2 separate regions of the Homo sapiens genome follow, and region 2 is linked to region 1. A link is an interaction called in ENCODE POLR2A ChIA-PET data of the cell type or tissue named here. Cell type or tissue: PC-9. All regions are shown on one strand.

The links. Peaks named below come from ENCODE experiments on the same cell type or tissue, not always from the same donor. Only the 100,000 strongest peaks of a DNase experiment are listed, where the experiment ranks them.
Region 2: POLR2A ChIA-PET joins it to region 1 with 7 read pairs; 3 of 35 experiments call an interaction of 5 or more read pairs at or near these places.

Annotation. Positions count from the first base shown.
Region 1 is chr7:120,975,115-120,979,114 of GRCh38, reverse strand. ING3 (inhibitor of growth family member 3) reads right to left here. Exons shown (of 12, transcript NM_019071.3): 12 at 1,899-4,000. Among named protein-coding and RNA genes, the nearest start is that of CPED1, 12 kb to the left of the region's middle. In PC-9, no CTCF peak of the experiment used is centred here; no DNase peak of the experiment used is centred here.
Region 2 is chr7:120,925,115-120,929,114 of GRCh38, reverse strand. No RefSeq gene overlaps it. Among named protein-coding and RNA genes, the nearest start is that of ING3, 24 kb to the left of the region's middle. In PC-9, no CTCF peak of the experiment used is centred here; a DNase peak (open chromatin) is centred at 2,064.

The DNA of each region.
Region 1 (4,000 bases):
TCTGTAATTTAACAGTGAAGAAAGTTAAAAGTGGTACCTGATTAACTAAAAACTGAATTATATAGCTCTGGAGAATTTATTAAGAAATTATTAAATTGCTTTCAAATAAATATTTTAATAATGCGTAGGCATCTAACAATCTATTAGTTAAAACACAGACTTAGAAGGTATATGAGACTTACTGCTTAAAACATAAACAACTGGCTTGGCACAGTGGCTCATGCCTGTAATCCCAGCACTTTGGGAGGCCAAGGCAGGCAGATCACAAGGTCAGGAGTTGAAGACCAGCCTGGCCAGCACAGTGAAACCTTGCCTCTACTAAAAATACAAAAATTAGCTGGGCATGGTGGCGCGTGCCTGTAATCCCACCTATTCGGGAGGCTGAGGCAGGAGAATCACTTGACCCTGGGAGGCGGAGGTTGCAGTGAGCCAGGATCATGCCACTGCACTCTAGCCTGGGGAACAGAGCAAGACTCCATCTCAAAAACCAACCAACCAACAAACAAAAACAATTTAAAAAAAAAAAAAAAACAGCTAGTTAAGGCCAGGAGTTCAAGACTAGCCTGGGCACACACACTTAAGGCCAGGAGTTCAAGACTAGCCTGGGCAACTAAGTGACAGCCCATCTCTACAAAAAATATAAAAATTAGCCAGTGGTGGTCCATGCCTGCTGTCACAGCTACTCAGGAGGCTGAGGCAGGAGGATCGCTTGAACCCAGGAGGTAGAGGCAGCAGTGAGCTGTAATTGTGCCACTGTACTCCAACCCTGGTGACAGAGTGAGACACTCACTCAAAAGAAAAACCCAGAAATCTGAGGTTAGTTCATCTTTAAATCACTTTAATTTCTCTGTAGCAGAATCAGATCATGAATATTAAGATCCTGGATCAGAAACTACAAACTAGTTCAGCAGTTTTGATTTTATTATCCAAATAAGGAAATCTAAAAATCTTGACTAGCAGTTTTGTCTTTCAAAAATCAAGGGAAAGATCCACCTAAATTTAGCATTTTCCAAGTTACAGATTAATTTTAAGTCATCCCTACTTTATAATCTTAATAAGGGAACATACTTAAATCAGTGATTTCATTGAACTGTTAAAATAATCATAACTACAGTTAACCAACAATATGTAAATGTTACCCTCGACTCCTATAACAAACAATTCCTGCTCTTCATGAATAGACTCTTGCTGGCTTTTGGTTTCTTTCCCTGACACTGTCTACCTGCCTCATGGCCACTCTTTCCAGACTGCCTTAAGTTCCAGAATGCATGTGGCCTTGAAGAGTCTCTTCTGCCTTGAAGGCCATCTCTACTACATCTGTCTTTAGGACTCAGTTCAAATGATAGCTCTTTTGTTAAGTCTTCTTGACTATTTCAGTAATCAATTTCCCTGCCTCCCAGTGTTCTCCCAGTGCTTTGTGTATCCATTACAGCATTCATCAAGATAACACATTTAACATGTCTGCCCCCACCAACTCCCCCCACACACACATATAATACCTTCATCTGTATATTCTCAGAATCTAGGTGCTTAGTATTTGTAAAGTTAAAGAATATTTTTAAGGGTCTTTTTTTCTCTTAAAACCCATCTGCTAAAAAATAAATGTATTTTTATCTGTGAGAGCTGAGGGGAAACCATTGCAATGTCTACACATTAAGGAGTATCTTATACCCCTTTATAACCCAAGTTTGTTAGACATTTATTTGCATAAGATTAAAATAATTAATTAGGTCAATAAGACCATTCCTAAAGTCTAAAGACAAAGGGCACTAATATTGCACAAACCTAAGATGGTTAAAAACCTAAAACGTGGAATTTGCTTTAAAGGAGAAGAGAACAAAAAAATATAAACTGCCCTTGAAAAGAATGATTGTATGCTTATCAAACACTCAGCCTCATTTTGGCATTTAATTAAGCCATTTATTGCTTCAAATGTGTCACCATGAACATTTTGATATACACTCCATAGCAGTAAGGCCTCAATTTTCACCACCTGTGAACTGTGAACCCACATTTGGATATTTTGTCCCAACTGTTACATGAGTTTTGTACAACAGAGATTTTGAATGTGTATTTTATAATACCAAAAATACTTACTATGCCCCTTGGTGTAAATGTCACAAAGAATATTAATAGTTGGCCACATTTTTGGGGGGTTGATGAGGTAGTTCCATGTTTGGCCCCATTATATATGACTCAGATATTAACAGGTTCTACCCATTACTAAATACCTGCACCAAATTTTGGTTTCTTTCTTTACACATGCTTCATAAAATATTCAGTGTTTGAGTTTAAAACTTGTCAAAGTGTTTTCTAAGTGATTTGGTAAGGAGTGGAATTCACACTGAAAGGGGATGTAGCAGCTGGATAACAGGATGTTCCTGACTCAGACAAAGAACTTTCTCTTCAAATAAGGCTGTACATAAGGCTTTTTCCTTTGACCATTTCTATAAAATGAATGAGTTTGGAATAGTCATAATATATAGAGGATGTAAATGATACATGTGAGCATTTCCAGGCAATATACTTTGATAAACGAATTGAATACTACATTATTTATCACTTCTTAAAGGGTTATAAAATCTCAAAATATTGAGTATCATGAAATCGTGATAATCATGATATTATGAAATGATGAGTACTCACAAATGAACCTAACTTGTTTAGGGAGCTGGTAGAGTTGTATAATCAGACTGTGGCAGCTCAGAATCATGGGATCTCAAAGGTGGAAGAGATCTTTGAAATCCCCTATCTACCTCACACCCTTTGGGTAGCACTGCATAGATTTTACACTGTTATCTGAATAAGTTCTAAGAAGCTCATAAGTGGTTTAATTAAAGCAGAAATCTGATGGACCCAGTAAGTTTCAATATAAAATATATATGATATATTAAGTATCTTAAAAGTTAAGGATTTTTCTATCGACCAGACTCAATATTATACTTTAAATAAAACCTCCACTATGCAAATTTATAATTTAAATAGCACCTTAGAATAAGATCTATTCTGCAGTCAGCATCACCCTGGTGTAGTAAGGCCCAGAGTGATACAAAATTTGAATTAACTGTCATATCAGTAAGTGGTAGAATCAAAAATAGCTCAATTTGGAGCTCCCGACCAGGGGGGTCTCTTTACTCTATTTGGCTACATTGCCTCCAGTCAAAACACCCATAACCATTATTTTCGTTTTAACTGCTATACTTACACTTCTTTCATGTCTTTTAGACTGAAGGAAAAGCCAGATGATGTTCTTAAAAAAATACATTGGCATTTCAAATTTACATTAAAAATGTCTTTCCTGTATTCTTATATCACAAACTCTAAACATCATTAAAGACATCACAGATTACACAGTATTCTGTGTCCTGGGTCTCTGATTCTTTTTAGATTATGAAAGTTGAAAGTTAATTGGAATTCAGAAATTTTCATTATTAAGTATGTAAAGTATAAATACAAGTAATTTTTTAAAAACTTTATTTTAACACCTAATACAATTGCAATTTTAAGGATTACTTGCACAAAAAAATAAACACATTTGGTATAAAAATGTATCACTTTAACGCCCTTTCCCCTTCAGTCCCCCGCCCCCTCCCTCATGAACTGCACTCTATCTGGATGCAGAAACATAGAAAGACTAATGGCACAAATTACTTTTTACCTACAGGAGTTTCTGTTTATGTACCCAGGTACTCTAGAGGATACCAGCCCACATTATCACATGAACCATTTCCTTCAGCCTGCTGAATTAGTTTCACAAAGAAACAAAGCTTATTATAAAGGCATTTTAAAAACCATTATCTTAAATTCTTTTTAGAAGCACTGACTTTTTTTTTTTTTTGCAACCATTTATATACAGTGTTACATAACAGCTCTGGAGTACAGTACATGCAGCAGAATATACCTGTTGAATATAAAATACTTTCCTTAAAATCTTCATCATTGGAATTCCTTGAAGTCTAAATCATAGAATGCCCATTACTTTGAGAAAATGGTTGAGGAG
Region 2 (4,000 bases), 50 kb after region 1:
TATATAATCCCCTTCTCTTGGATGAAGTATGTGTGGGTATAAGAAAAAAAATATTAACTTTATTGAAATGTATATTGTCTGGTTAACCACAATAATGGAAGTTTTAATTTTTAGATCCTGCTCTTCTACACAAGTTTTCTTAAAAATTATCACTTATTGGGGTCATAGATTGTGGCTCTTCAATCCAGATTTACTCTACAGAACAAGCCTTATGTGGAGGGTATTATTATTTGCTTTTGTAAAAAGTAAGTTTTTTGATACTCTTATTGATTCAAGCATGAGTTTTCCTTGATAAGATGCAATTTTACCTAACAATGAAATGATTAATGGCACATAGCTTTATGAGTCAAGGTATTTGTACAAGAATGTGGAAAAGTGGTAATTTTATAACTGATTTGATCAGAGTGTCATGATTGAATTCTTTAAGGACAGGTATTTATATAAAGAATATGGTACTATCTTTAGAACAAAACATAATTTATGTTTTTTGTTTGTTTTTTAAATTCTGTAAAACAAAAACAATGAAAGATAGATTACGTAAATGAACCATGTTGGTTTTGGATTTGCAATATCATTAGATAGATACTAAATTTTAAAACCTTACTAAACAGTAATGAATGACCAAAATTAGTTCTAAATGTATATTTTAGCATAACTGTACAATAGCTACTATAAATTAATTGATTCATATAATTAATTTTATTTGCTAAAATTCCTGTTAAAATCTTTGAATACACAATAAAGTACAGCAAAACAAATTCTTTTTAAGGAATAGCTTCCTGCTTTAAAGTTGGAATCCTTAGAAGATATTATTAAACTATATATCAGTGACTCAGTTAAATTCACGGGAGATAACATTTCCCATTAAAAATTCCTGAAACAGCTCATTGGGCAAGCTATATAAGTTTATTTCTGGCAATTGCTAGTAAACTATTCTGGAAGTTCATAGAATTAAATATTGAAAATGCAATCCCTGACTGTATTTTGGATATAAATCACACCTACCAAGTTCGACTAAGAAACTAAGGTGTAGTGAGGAGTCACATTGAGCTTGTGTATATCTCTCTTGTTCTTGTAATTCACAAAATCCAGCTGTAAAATGTGAGTCTGTCATTTTATTTTCCATGATGACTCAGTGAAGACTTGGGAGGATCATGAGATCCTCAGAACAGCAGAGGGGACATTAGGCTGCGGACCAGGTGTGAAATGTAAAATCCCCTACTGTCTTAGTTTCATTTCTTTCTCCTAACTTCCTCATTGCTGTCCAGGGTTGTGGAAACTGTTTTCATCCTAGATCTGTTTTTTATTCAAAGACTTGTTTTAGGAAAAGGTTGTAAACTGATTCTGTGTGTCTAGCCTTTGGGAGACTGGCTTATCCCTACTCTGAAGTTTTTCTGTCACTAAATGATTCTTCCATTTTCTGTGGACACCAACTGAGTGTCTTCTACAATTCAGTACTATTCTAACACTACCTAGAGTTAGTGTCAGCCTCCACAGGTTTAAAGGCTCATTCCCACAAAATTGCCCTTACTTCAGATGCCAGTTGCAAGTCTTGGGTCCCCAGACTACCTGCACTTTTGTTCAACTTGGTGACAACTTGAAGGGTTCCCACATCCCTCCCCAAGATTTGATAATTCACTAGAACTCCTCAGAGAACTCAGAAAAACACTATCTATGTTTGCCATCTTAATACAATGAATGCAACTCAGGAGCAGCCAAATGGAAGAGACGCAGAGGGCAGGAAATGAGGGTTAAGTGGGGTATGGAGCTTCCATGCCCTCCTGACACCTTGATATGTTCACCAACCTGGAAACTCTCCATACCCGATTATTTAAGGTTTTTTTGTTTGTTTGTTTTTTATGCAGGTTTCATTTTGTAGGCATGACTAATTGAAGCTTTAGCCACTGATGACTGAACTCAATCTCCAGCCTCTCTTCCCTCCCAGAGGGCTGGAGGAGAGTTTAGAAAGTTCTAACTCTAACCACCTTGTTGGTTTTTCTGGTGATCAGCCCCCATCGTGAAGCAATCTAGGGACTGCTAAGTCACCTAATTAACATAACTCAGGTGGAGTTAAAAAGGTGCTTGTCATAAATAACAAAAGGTACTCCTCCTACTCAAGAAATTCCAAGCATTTTAGTAGCTCTGTGCCAGCAATCAGAGACAAACCAAATACATTTTTTTATTATACCATACCTATCCATCTCAGATCTTATTAGACCCCATAAAAAGTTTACGATGTCCTTATGAACCAGTTTAAATGAGCTCCCATTGGCCAAATTTGTGAGAGATAAATGACAAAGAAGCAAAAACTCTTTCTTAAGTATAATGTCAACCATTAACAAATGTTGAAGGAATGATGGTGTTTGAAAAAATCATCACTTGGGAGCAATCATATTAATAATCAGTTCAGACAGGAATGATTAGCTGATTCTAGAACAAGTGGGTAAAAATGTGATGAGGAACAGGATATTTATGTAGTATCAAAGTATCTCCTCCAAAATATTTATTAAATACAAGGGAAACATAGCAGTTTTACAAGTACTTGTCTAACACTGAAACCCAAGTGATTAATGTTTAACATCAACAAAAATAAGGCAAACCAATATCATGTGCCCCTAATATGATGCTCTGGAAGAACCCAACATTACTACTGTAGCATTCTACAGAAATGTAGTATTCTGTAACAATCTATAGAAAAATGTGTAACCTGAATCTAATCATAGGGGAATATCAGACAAACCCAAATTAGGGGATATTCTACAAAATAATTGACCTATAGTCTTCAAAATTGTAAGCCAAAAAAAAAAAGAGAATAATTTCAAACTAAAGGAGACCAAAGGACATGACATATGATCTTTGATTACAATGTTGACCAGATTTTTCTTTAAAAACATTATTAGAACAATTGAGAAAAAAATATAGTCTTTAAATTAGATAATATTACTGAATCATTGTTAATTTCTTGATTCTTGTATCAAACTGTAGACATGTAAGAGAATGATTTTTTTCTTAGGGATTATGCGCAGAAGTATTTGGAGCAGAGAGAATCATGGCTGTTAACTACACATTTTTTTTTGAACAATTACAGAAATTTGTTTTTATGAACAATTTTTTTCTAAACAGTTTTTTATTATCTACATATATATCAAAATGTTATCAAATATCAATAATTGGAGAATCTGCGTGAAGAATAAATGTGAAATTATTTCAAATATAACATTAGACAAGAAAAGTTTGGCTGTCCTTTTATTCAAGGCAGAGGAAATCTACTGTAGAGCTAAGGAAGCTTCAGCGTCAGAGCCCCACATTGACTTGAATCTCTTAATAAGGTTCTGGAAAGGACTCTAGTGTTGATATGGAGTGTTAGTCCTAGGGTTGCTGTAATAAATTACCAGAAACATGATGATTTAAAACAACAGAAATTTCTTCCCAGTTCAGGGGGCCAGAGGTCCGAGATCAAGAAGTCACAGAGCTGCACTCTCCCTGGAGGCTCTAGGGGAGAACACTGCCTTGCCTCTTCTGGCTTCTGGTGGCGGTAGGCATTCCTTATGTCTGTGTCACTTCGTCTTCAGATGGCCTTCTCTGAGTCTATGTCCTCTCTCATAAGGATGTTTATCTTCTCTCATAAAGACGCCTGCCTTCTCTTTTCTTAAAAGGATGCTTGTCAGTGGACTCAGGGTCCACCTCGGCAATTCAGAATGGTTTCCTCTTAAGATCCTTAACTAAATTGCATCTGCAAAGACTCTACCCAAATAAGGTCACATTTATGGGACTGGGGGCCAGGACATAGGCATATCTTTTGGGGGGCCACCTTTCAACCCACCACCACATGTGGTTTTATGATTTTTGTAAAATTTGCAATGAAATGTTTTCACTTGGTTAAAACCTCTTTCTTTCCACTTCAGCATTCTCTCTGTTACACTTATCCTTTGGTTGGGTGGCTTTGGAGTTCTGAGCAAGTTGAGGATCTGATGGGAATTCGAGTAAGACATACCTTTTA